Regions from separate parts of the Homo sapiens genome. Here region 2 is linked to region 1. The links are chromatin loops, found by intact Hi-C in ENCODE. Cell type or tissue: mucosa of descending colon. All regions are shown on one strand. Links, peaks and the distances in the headings refer to the core of each region. The heading gives the core; the rest is flanking DNA.

What was found. A loop is a pair of places that touch in the nucleus more often than their neighbours do. Peaks named below come from ENCODE experiments on the same cell type or tissue, not always from the same donor. Only the 100,000 strongest peaks of a DNase experiment are listed, where the experiment ranks them.
Region 2: a loop joins it to region 1, with 9 times the contacts of the local background. A loop is called at or near these places in 1 of 110 quality-filtered maps.

The regions. Positions count from the first base shown.
Region 1 is chr4:37,194,851-37,200,244 of GRCh38, forward strand. No RefSeq gene overlaps it. Among named protein-coding and RNA genes, the nearest start is that of MIR4801, 44 kb to the right of the region's middle. In mucosa of descending colon, for the core only: no CTCF peak of the experiment used is centred there; no DNase peak of the experiment used is centred there.
Region 2 is chr4:36,977,376-36,982,769 of GRCh38, forward strand. No RefSeq gene overlaps it. Among named protein-coding and RNA genes, the nearest start is that of LINC02616, 22 kb to the right of the region's middle. In mucosa of descending colon, for the core only: no CTCF peak of the experiment used is centred there; a DNase peak (open chromatin) is centred at 2,286.

The DNA of each region.
Region 1 (5,394 bases), core at 77-5,076:
AAGCATTTAAGCATGATTGAGGGCTGACTTGATGAGACTGCCTACATTAAAAGCATTCTCCAGTGCAAAATTAAATTTAAACTAGTAGCCTTTCATGACTTTCTGGATAATCAGAAACTGAGAACTTGCATTTCAAAGAGGGCAAACTGGTCTCCTAGTGCCACCACAATGCTTTCTACACCGTATGTGAAAGCAGTGGCTCTACCCATTTTGAGCCCTCCCTTCCAAACTCTTCACGTGCTGGTGGTCAACAAATGCTTTTATGGTGGTGATGGGACAAAAGTTATTAATGTTAAGAGTTTTCCCAGGCTTCTTCCTCATGTAGACTGCTAATCAGGATTCAGCCTTGACTCTCTTACTCTTTTTGGGTTCTCCACTATCAAAGGGTACAGAACAAGGGTTAAGAGAGAAAGGACAAGACCATGTAGACTTGGGCTAGAAGAGAAATTTTCAAAGGAGTTTTAAAATAAGAGGCATAGGAACAGCTGCAGGATATGAAAGCAGTACTTGCGACAGGAAATTGGAGATACTTAGAATTGTGTGGGGATTCTAAGAATCATGATGCTTAGGAAATATAAGAATATGTATAAATGACTTGGATTGCTTTGAAACTACTTTTGGTTGCTGAAATTTTGTCTGTCTATGAGATTTCTCTGGCATTGAATGAAGTGGGTACTAGCTTAAAGGCATTATAACTGTTTTCCCTTAGCACCCTATCTTTCAAGAGGAATGGAAGGGGCCAACTTTGACAATATATTTCTTGAATAGGGTGAACTCCTGATCTCAGTATTCATCACTTTTTAAATCACATTCTGGTCAACTAACAGAATGGAGTCTCAGTTGGTTCTGTTGTATCTGGGAGTGAGATTCATGGTCAACCAGAATGGCCGAATAGGAGGCAAAGAAATTAGGACCAAGAAAGGGCCAGAGAAGCCTCCATGTTTACGGGTTAAACCAGAGGCAGCCTCAGAGCAAGTTGATTTTACATAATCTAAATTCTCCCATATCTATGCCCCTCCCTTAACTGCTCCAGCTTTATTCCTTTGCTGTCTCATGTCTGATCTCTCTTTGAGGAGTCAAACGACTCTTGCAACCTCATTAACATAGGGATGCTACAGCAAAGCTGGGGGAGAAGGGGAGAAACAGAATTCATAATCAAGCAGAGCTGGGTTCAAATTGTGACTTGACTATTTACTTTCTTGCAGAGGTTACTTAAACTTTAGAAACTGCAGTCTTCCTTTCTGTAAGGTGAGGATAATGATAGAAAACTGTCACATGGGTTATTTTGAAGACTGTATGAGACAGCAGTGATAAAGCACTTAGCATGGAGTGTGGATCTTAATCCCCAAAGACACAATCCTGAATACCATAATCCCAAATGTTGAAATCCTAAAAGATCAAAATCCCTAATGTCTAATATCCCAAAAACCGGGATCAGGAGGAACTATTACCTTGTTACGGTTGTTATCTGGAAATTAATTGTGCTTTAAGGAGCTAGGAGTGGCTATGTATTTTGTCTTTGCATCATTTCCAATACTGGAGGTATAAATTGTGCAGAGATTTTAAGAGAGTTCTAATTGTTTCATGCATTTTTTGCAAATTTCACTCCACAAAAGTGCATTACCACAATGTTGCCTTTGTGTGTAAGCATAGTGCATGCATGTAAAAATGTTGAAACTTCCTCAATAAGTGAAGAGATGTCTTTTTTGTACATCTGCATTTGCAAAAGACAAAATTTCTCAAGATTTTGGCTGTTTGGGCAACTGCATATGTGTTGGTGACCTATCACAGTTTTTGATCAATCTTGTCGAAAGATTTAGGTTGTGTGTTACTATTTCAGATGACCACATTTCTAAAGATGGGTGCAAACAATCACCAGCCATAGTGAGATGTATTTATACATCTCCCTTTTTGACCTATTTCTTTATGAATATGGTTCATCTGCTCATAACTCTTATACTTATGTAACTCTTCTTGATATACCTGATTGTTTATGCTTCTAAAAATATGTATTTATTATTGACTATTTTGTTGTGTAAAATGGACTGTGAAATGTTCTCTCATGTTTTCATATGTTGCTCAAATAAATGCCCTTTTAAAATAGAAATAAGTATTTTCTAAATAATGTGTAATTTTTTTCGGAATTACATTTTCAGGATTTTAATCTCTTGGGATTTCAATATTTGGGATTGTCTTTTTTGGGACATGATCAGCTCCCCTTAGAATGACACTCAACCCATACTAAGTTCTAAATAAATGTTAGCCATTAGCATATTATCATTAGCACATTGTTGTAGGTCAATACTTCTTAGCTGTAATTATTTTTGTTATTGTCATCCTGTATCATCCTCCAACTCTTCTTTCTCTCTGCACCCTTGCCTTCTTTAAGAACATTTTCTGAACCTAATCTGCATGGCTTGATACAAGCTACTGCATTCAGATGTGGTCATAACCCATCACAGCCTCATCTGAAGTCTTCAGGGAATCATCACTGCTGGTATCCATCCAGCCTAGCCAAAAGTTTTCACCTGCATCTCTTTGGTGTTTCCTTCTGCTGAACTCATGACTGTTTCTGGACACCACTGAGCCATGCTTCCAATAGACGAAGCAAGTCTGAAATTTAATCAGAACGCCTTCTCCCTTTACTCTAACCTGGTATTCAAAATCCTCCCAAAAGAAAAATGAATTCAAATATTAATATTTATCACATGGTTTTCTAAAGACGTCTAAGAAGAAAGAAAGTGGGGTTTTCTCCTTAAGTCTGAAATAATTTAAAGAAATATAAAAGCTTAAAAGAAGAACTTTTAGAAAAGAATTTTAAAATAATTATTCTCATCCTGAAAAATCTAAACCATCTTACGCACAATTATTCTCCCTGCTGTGAAAGAAGAAACCTAAAGGGACAGGAGTAAGCACTGATAAATTCTGAATCTCTTGCAATTGTCCATCGCAGAAATCTTGTGAGATTAATGGTATCATCCCCTCCCAACCCCACTGCACAGATAAGGAAACTGAGGCTTAGGAAGGGGAAGTGACAAGACCACCCAACTAGAAAATACCAGGGCTGTAACAGAAGCCCCAACTGTGAAAATCATTACAATACAAAACTCAGCGGCAGCTCTAACCCTCTGATAGAGTTGCTTTTTCCCCACACTTCTCCTCACTTCCTTATTACTCTCATTGAATATCCATAATAACCCAGAAGAGCACTATATATATAGAAAGGCACATTTTATTGGCTGATATTTCCACAGTTGGAGTCATTTCCCCTGTAGCATGTGACAACTTCTGCATTGAGTCCACATGATAGCCTGGTGTTCTGAATCACGGTTCAACTCAATTCTATTTACCAAACTCCCAGAGTCTTAAAAATCACTTTACTGGAGTTACAGTCATGAGAAAACAAGTTACACAGAGGGACCTGCTGAGAGGGCAGCTGCGAAGTGTCCTGAGCAATTACAGATCAGCGGCATTCCTTTCTATTTGATCTTTAAAATCACAGCAGATTTTAAGTTGGGAGGAGAAAAATCAGAGCACCCATGGAAAATAACCAGTGGGTGAATGAGAATGTCTCCAAGTTCCTCTGTGTCATGCCCCTTTTCCATCCATCCCACTTGCTTCCATGAAAGTTACTGACAAAGCTCTTCTCTGAACCATTACCATGTAGGAAACATAAGGGGATTGTATTATTGACTAGACTAGGACAGGAATTTGGACTAGGACTAGACTAGGACTAGGAATTTGGTTTTGTTTTTTTTTTTTTTTTTTTGCACAATTATTTTATCAAACTATCCTAACATCTTTGCCTGATCTTTTTTTTCACGTTTATTTTAGGTTCAGGGGTACATGTGCAGGTTTGTTATATAGATAAATTGCATGTTGCAGGGGTTTGGTATACAGATTATTTCATCACCCAGGTAATAAGCATAATACCCCAAAGATAGTTTTTCAATTCTCACCCTTCTACCCTCCATCCTCCAGTGGGCCCCAATGTCTATGTTCTTTGTGCCCATGTGCGCTCAATGTTTAGCTCCCACTTATAAGGGAGAACACATAGTATTTGGTTTTGTGTATTTACCATGTTAGTTTGCTTAGGATAATGGCCTCCAGCTACATTGGAGTTGCCACAAAGGACATGATCTCATTCTTTTTATGGCTGAATGTTATTCCATGGTATATATGTACAACATTTTCTTTATCCAGTCTACCATTGATGAGCGTCTAAGTTGATTCCATGTCTTTGCTATTGTGAATAGTGCTGCAGTGAACATATGTGTGCTTGTGTCTAAATGATAGACCAATTTTTTTTTTTTTTTTTGAGACGGAGTCTGGCTCTGTCGCCCAGGCTGGAGTGCAGTGGCGCGATCTCTGCTCAGTGCAAACTCTGCCTCCCAGGTTCACGCCATTCTCCCCGAGTAGCTGGGACTACAGGCGCCTGCCACCACGCCCGGCTAATTTTTGGTATTTTTAGTAGAGACAGGGTTTCGCCGTGTTAGCCAGGATGGTCTCAATCTCCTGACCTCGTGATCCACCCGCCTCGGCCTCCCCAAGTGCTGGGATTACAGGCGTGAGCCACTGCGCCTGGCCATGATACAAAGATTTCTAATTTGGGGGTTATATATCCAATAATGGGATTGTTGGGTTGAATGTTAGCTCTGTTTCAAGTTCTTTGAGAAATCACAAAACTGCTTTCCACAGTGGCTAAACTAAATTTAAATTCCCACCAGCAATGTGCATGTATTCCCTTTTCTCTGCAGCCTCGCCAGCATGTGTTATTCTTTGACTTTTTAATTATACCCACTCTGACTGATGTGAGACGGCATCTCACTCTACTTTTGATTTGCATTTCTCTAATGATTAGTAATGTTGAGTATTTTAATATGCTTTTTGGCCACATGTATTTCTTGTGAGAAGTGTCTGTTCCCGTTCTTTGCCCCTTTTTTAATGGGGTTATGTTTTGCCTGTTAATTTATTTAAGTTCCTTATAGATTCGGAATATTAGGTCTTTGTTGGATGCATAGTTTGCAAATATTTTCTCTCATTCTGTAGGTGGTATGTTTACTCTGTTGATAGTTTCTTTCGCTGTGCAGAAGCTCTCTAGTTTAATTAGGCCCCATTTGTCAATTTTTGTTTTTGTTGCAATTGTTTCTGACATCTTCATTATGAAATCTTTGCAGGGTCTATGTCCAGAATGGTACTTCCTAGGTTTTCTTCTAGGATTTTTATAGCTTTAAGTTTTACATTTAAGTCTTTAATCCATATGCTTTTTGTATATGGTAAAAGGAAGAGATCCAGCTTCAATCTTCTGCATATGGCTAGCCAGTTATCCTAGTACCATTTATTGAATAGGAAGTCCTTGCCTTACTGCTTGTTTTTGTTGACTTTGTCGAAGAT
Region 2 (5,394 bases), core at 126-5,125, 220 kb before region 1:
ACCATGATCAAGTGGGCTTCATCCCTGGGATGCAAGGCTGGTTCAATATATGCAAATCAATAAATGTAATCCAGCATATAAACAGAACCAAAGACAAAAACCATATGATTATCTCAATAGATGCAGAAAAGGCCTTTGACAAAATTCAACAACCGTTCATGCTAAGAACTTTCAATAAATTAGGTGTTGATGGGACGTATCTCAAAATAATAAGAGCTATCTATGACAAACCCACAGCCAATATCATACTGAATAGGCAAAAACTGGAAGCATTCCCTTTGAAAACTGGCACAAGACAGGGATGCCCTCTCTCACCACTCCAGATGACTACTTCTCAAATGTGCCCTAAACATGCTAACATGTAAGTGACCAATAAATAATATCATGTTTCTCATTGGCATTCTTATATTCAATAAAATAGGTCATTATATTACATATGACATCTAATTTGTAAAAATATACACTTTCCCCCATGGGACTCAGTGTAACTATTTGCATCTTGAGTGTGGAAAAACCTGTGTCCCATGAAAACGTCTGTATTCTTTAAGTGGCTCTCACTCCAATGTAGATAGATATAGGCATAGGTGCAGATCTAGATGCAGGTATAGGTATAGGTTGTTATTACTGTACATCATGTTATATAAGGAATTCTCTTCTCCCTACTCTTTTTCTGAAACAAAGCTCTCCTTTTCACAGGCTATCTGCACTCAGCTTGTAGTTATCAGAAAACAGTTAGTAATTTATTTTAAAAGTAACTTCAGGAAGAAATGGATGTTGTGAATGAAGGAATTTAAAGCAGCATGAAGAATAAAATCAGTCATTTAGTCTGACAGGCAGTCGTGGGCAGCTATTTGGGTTATAAGGCAACTATCTTGCTGTTTAAACCAAACCCCATGCCACATGCACGACCATTGGAGTATTATGTAAGTGTTCAACCAGTGCCAAAATTCTATCATTCTTAGCTGTCTACTCACTATAGGTAGGGCCGATCCCCAAATTCTAAAAGATTGAAATGGATAGGATCTTGATACCATTTTTCTTGTATGTTTTAAAATAGCAAGCCACTCACTTACAAATTTGAACAGGAGATTGCATTTGCCAAACATGTAGTTATAATTGAGATTTTCATTGTGTACCTCTTTGCGAAAATGCAGATGGATTAGCATTCATGGTCACTGAGTTCTGTTTCCATGGATATAGTTTCAGTCATGCCAACCAGGGACAGATTGTGTACTTTATTACTTTGTTTCAAGTATTATTCAAACATTTAAAAAATATCCCAGCACTATACAACATTATATGTTAATGTAGTGGTAATATTTTGGTAATATTTCGTTGACTTTAAATGATTTTGAGGTTCCAATCACGATTTCTTAAAAGTATGCACCTAGATTGTAATACTGAAAGCCTATTGGTTTAACTAGGCATGCTAGCTTGGCGTCCAGGGAACTCCTGAAGAAGCCAGAATTAAGTGAACTCGCAGTTTCATTAATATCCAAAGAAGAGTTAGCCTGGTAACAAGATGTTTCATCTACTACAATTCCAAAAAGCTTTAGAAAAGGCAATGGAGGACTACAGCTAGGAGAAAATTTACTGGTCAGATAAATACAAAAATTATTTCACTCTTCCCTACTAGACTAGTAAATTTTTAAAAACTATGTTTTTATATTCTCGTATTTCTCACAACCCAGTTTTTAAAATTTATTAGTACCTAATACACAATTGTAAATTTAATGTCACATATCTGTTGTTGGTCTTTTAATTAGAACCTGGTACCAACAGAGTTTTAAATACTGACAGTGATGAGCCTGGAACGAATACCGAATATGCATGTTATTTTCAGGAGTGTGTTGAGGCATTCCAAGTGGCATAAAAAATAATGTGTACATAGCTTGTAAACGTGGAAGTTTATTATATGAGGATAAGTTAATTCAATTCAATAAGTAATTTAATTCAATGCACTTTGGATACATTGGAGGGAAAAACAGTCAAAAAATTTTACTCATGGATCTTATATCCTAGCAAGGGAGACCACCAATAAATAATAGATATGATAAACAATTGTGTGGTGTGTTAGAAGGTTACAAATGTTTTGGAACAAAAGAAAAAGTAGAGGGCAAAGGGTAATCTTGAATAGTAGTGGTGTGGGCTGTTGCCAAGTTGCAGTTTTTAAAATGATCAAAGTCTGCCTCATTGACAAGGTGAGATTTAAACAAAGGCTTCAGGAGTTGAGAGAGTTGGCCAAGCAGGTGCTGGGGAAAGAGCTTTCCAGGCAGAGGCAACACCTAGAGCAAAAGTCCAAAGGTGAGAGCGTGCCTGATGTGTTCAAGGAAGACCAGGGACATAAGTGTAGCTCTCCAGGGTAGTGCAAGCAGGGAAGAGCTGTAGAAAATAAGGTCAGAGAGGTAATGAGGAAGCACACTCAGTCATACACAGCCTGACACATGGTGATTATATGAACTTTAGCTTCTGCTGAGTACAGGGAAGAGCCATTGCAGAATTCTGAGCAGAGAAACAGTCTACTGAGATGTAAGTTTCAAATGGATGATTCTATTTTTGTATAGAGTACAGACTATAGAGAGAAGAGGATAAATGCAGGTGACCAATTTGGAGAGGGTTGCAGTAATCCAGGGACAACAGATGGGGGCTCAGATCAGAGTAAGAGGTGCTAAAAAGTAGTTAAATTCTGGATATTGTTTGAAGGTAGAGAAAAAAGAACTTCTTGATGGATTTAATAAGGAAAACATGAGAAAGGGGGGAATAGAGGATGACTTTGGCCTGTGCAACTCAAAAGATGGAATTTCCTCAACTGAAATGAGGAAAACTGGATGGAGAAGGTTCCAGGAAGAAGATCAGGCGTTCAGTCTAGGATACGTTCAAGCAGAATTGTTAGACAGTTGTGTATATGAATCTGAAGTTCAAGTACAAAGGTCTGGAGTGGAGGTTTAAATTTGGGAGTCACCAGCAGATAGATGGTACTCAAAGCCACTGGCCTGGATGATTCCAACAAGAGAGTTCATGTGTGGACCAAGGACTGAGCCTTGGCAATACAACTTTAAGTCAGGACGAAGAGGGAGATTAACCGGAAAGGAGCGCCCAGTGAGTTAGAAGGAAAGCAAAGGATGTGTGTGGTTTTTTTCAAAAGCTAAGAGAAGAAAGTGCATCAAAGGGGAAGGAGAAATCAATTTGGTCAAAACCTATAATAGGTCAAGTGAGATGAGGGGGAAAAAAAATGGCCGTTGGGTTTAGTGACACAGAACTAGTTCATTGGTAAATTTAAATATTCAACCTTGCATCAGTATCGCCACTTTCTGAACACTGCCATTTTGATTTATGCATGGAATTTCCCCCAACCAAGTTTTATGTCCTTGGCTTTCTTTTATTTTTCCTTATAACTGTCCTTTTCTTTGGTGTTTATGGGTGAATATTGGTTTTCTCTTAAATCTTTTAACTCCTTATATTTTATGTGCTTTCTCGGCACATGCTTTTGAATTACATTTTTAAATTTTAATTTCATTTCACATTTATAATATAGAGCAATGTTTGAATTCAGCTATTAACTTTTATCCATCTCTTAGTCTATATTGATTTTTTGGTTGTCTTTCCAAATCACATTCATGCCTTATTTTAGCTGCCACATTGTATAAAGTTATCTAGCATTGTTTAACTTTCACATCTAGTAAGTAGCATAGTAACTGAATTGTAACTGTAATTGACAATAAACATCTGTTTTATTTCCCCATTTTTTGTTAATTCAACAACACAGTTGTATTCTACCTGGTGCATTCATTGAATCTTGCTAAAAAAAAATCTAAATCACACCAATATTTTGTTTCTAACTCCTCCTCTTCAACAGCCTCTAGATTATATGCATTTTCCATTACTTTTATTTGTATTGCAAATTACTGTAATCTTACTTTTGTTACTTTTATTTCTGGAGATTCTTTTGTTACTGTTTACCAACTGTGACTTTCATTCTGGCTGACCTTTGTAATTTCTTATTTATTCAGATTTGTGTCATCTTGCTATTGTAGGTACATTTATACATCCTGGAATGGCATTCCAGTTTACTCAGTGTTCTCAAGGCAATAAATGTCATGTCCTGATGTGAAAATATAACTATTAATATAAAATGAGTGTGCATTAGAGACTGCAATCAGTAGCAGAATAGAGGTAATATAAATTGATAGTTAGGAATATTGAAAAGGAAGTTAAAAGGGGAAAATTTATTAGCTAGCTAGTAATAAAACTCTAGAAAGGCCAATGCAAAGACTTTCTATCTATGCAAGTCCAGAGAACTATACATCTAAGTCATAGCTCTACACAATTGTCAAATCCTTCCCATTTAAATAGTAAATACATGCCCAACATACATACACTTAAACATCATTAAACAAGAATAAGCCAAGGAGCATATTAATAGTCATCTTCATCTCTTCCTCTAATACTTGCTCTGCTTATATGGACAGACATTTTGAGTTCTGACAGACCATTTATTTAGATAGGTTCAATTAGCAAGTTATGCAAGGTAGTCAAACTGATTTGAAAAAAAAATGAATGTCATTGAACACTTCACTGCACAGGATGTCTTCAGTTTTTATTTTCCCAATAAATAGTAAGCTATGTAGTAGACTCTTATGGTAATAATTTCTGTATTCTAAAATGTCAACAAAAGAAAAATATCCCTCAGAATTTACTTATGCTTCAGAGATCTTTCTAAGGATTTAAAACAATTTAGGTAGCCACTCTTTAAAAAAGAAAACAAAACAACAATATGAAACTGTACATATGTAATTCTCTGTGACTCAAAACTCAAAAGTGTTCTTTCCACGGTAGAAACTCAGAAGGTAGAGAGAAAAACCAGCTATTTTATGTGTATGTTGTTTTCAGTTATTATCACATTCTTAATGAATTTTCTGGAGGTCTACAATGACCCTAGATCCCATGAAATGATAAATTAAATGTGAAAGTGTGTCAAGTACTTGTATAAGATACTCCAATGTCTTCAGAATTTACAAAATTTTCTCTGAAGTTATCAAGGCAGAAAAGTGCAGCGATCATTGAGTCACGAGATATAAATTCTCTTCATAGCTGGTTCAACTAGCTGATTGATCCAATGAGTGTTGCTCTGCCTCCCCATTATCCATTCACCCTTATCCTGAGAGTCACTTCCTGATTTCCCTATCGGGAAAGATGCCTCAACTCTGAATTTTATAATTGTTATGCTTTATGTTGCAGATGGATGAATATACAAACCTACTTAAAAGAAGTGGGAATTTATTTTTTTATCTAGAGTCTTTGTTCAGGCAATCCTTCACCCAGAGTTCCAAAAATGGGAAAAAAGACCTAGCTTCTATATCAATTTTTTAGTTGCTTTTATTCCTGTGTTATCTT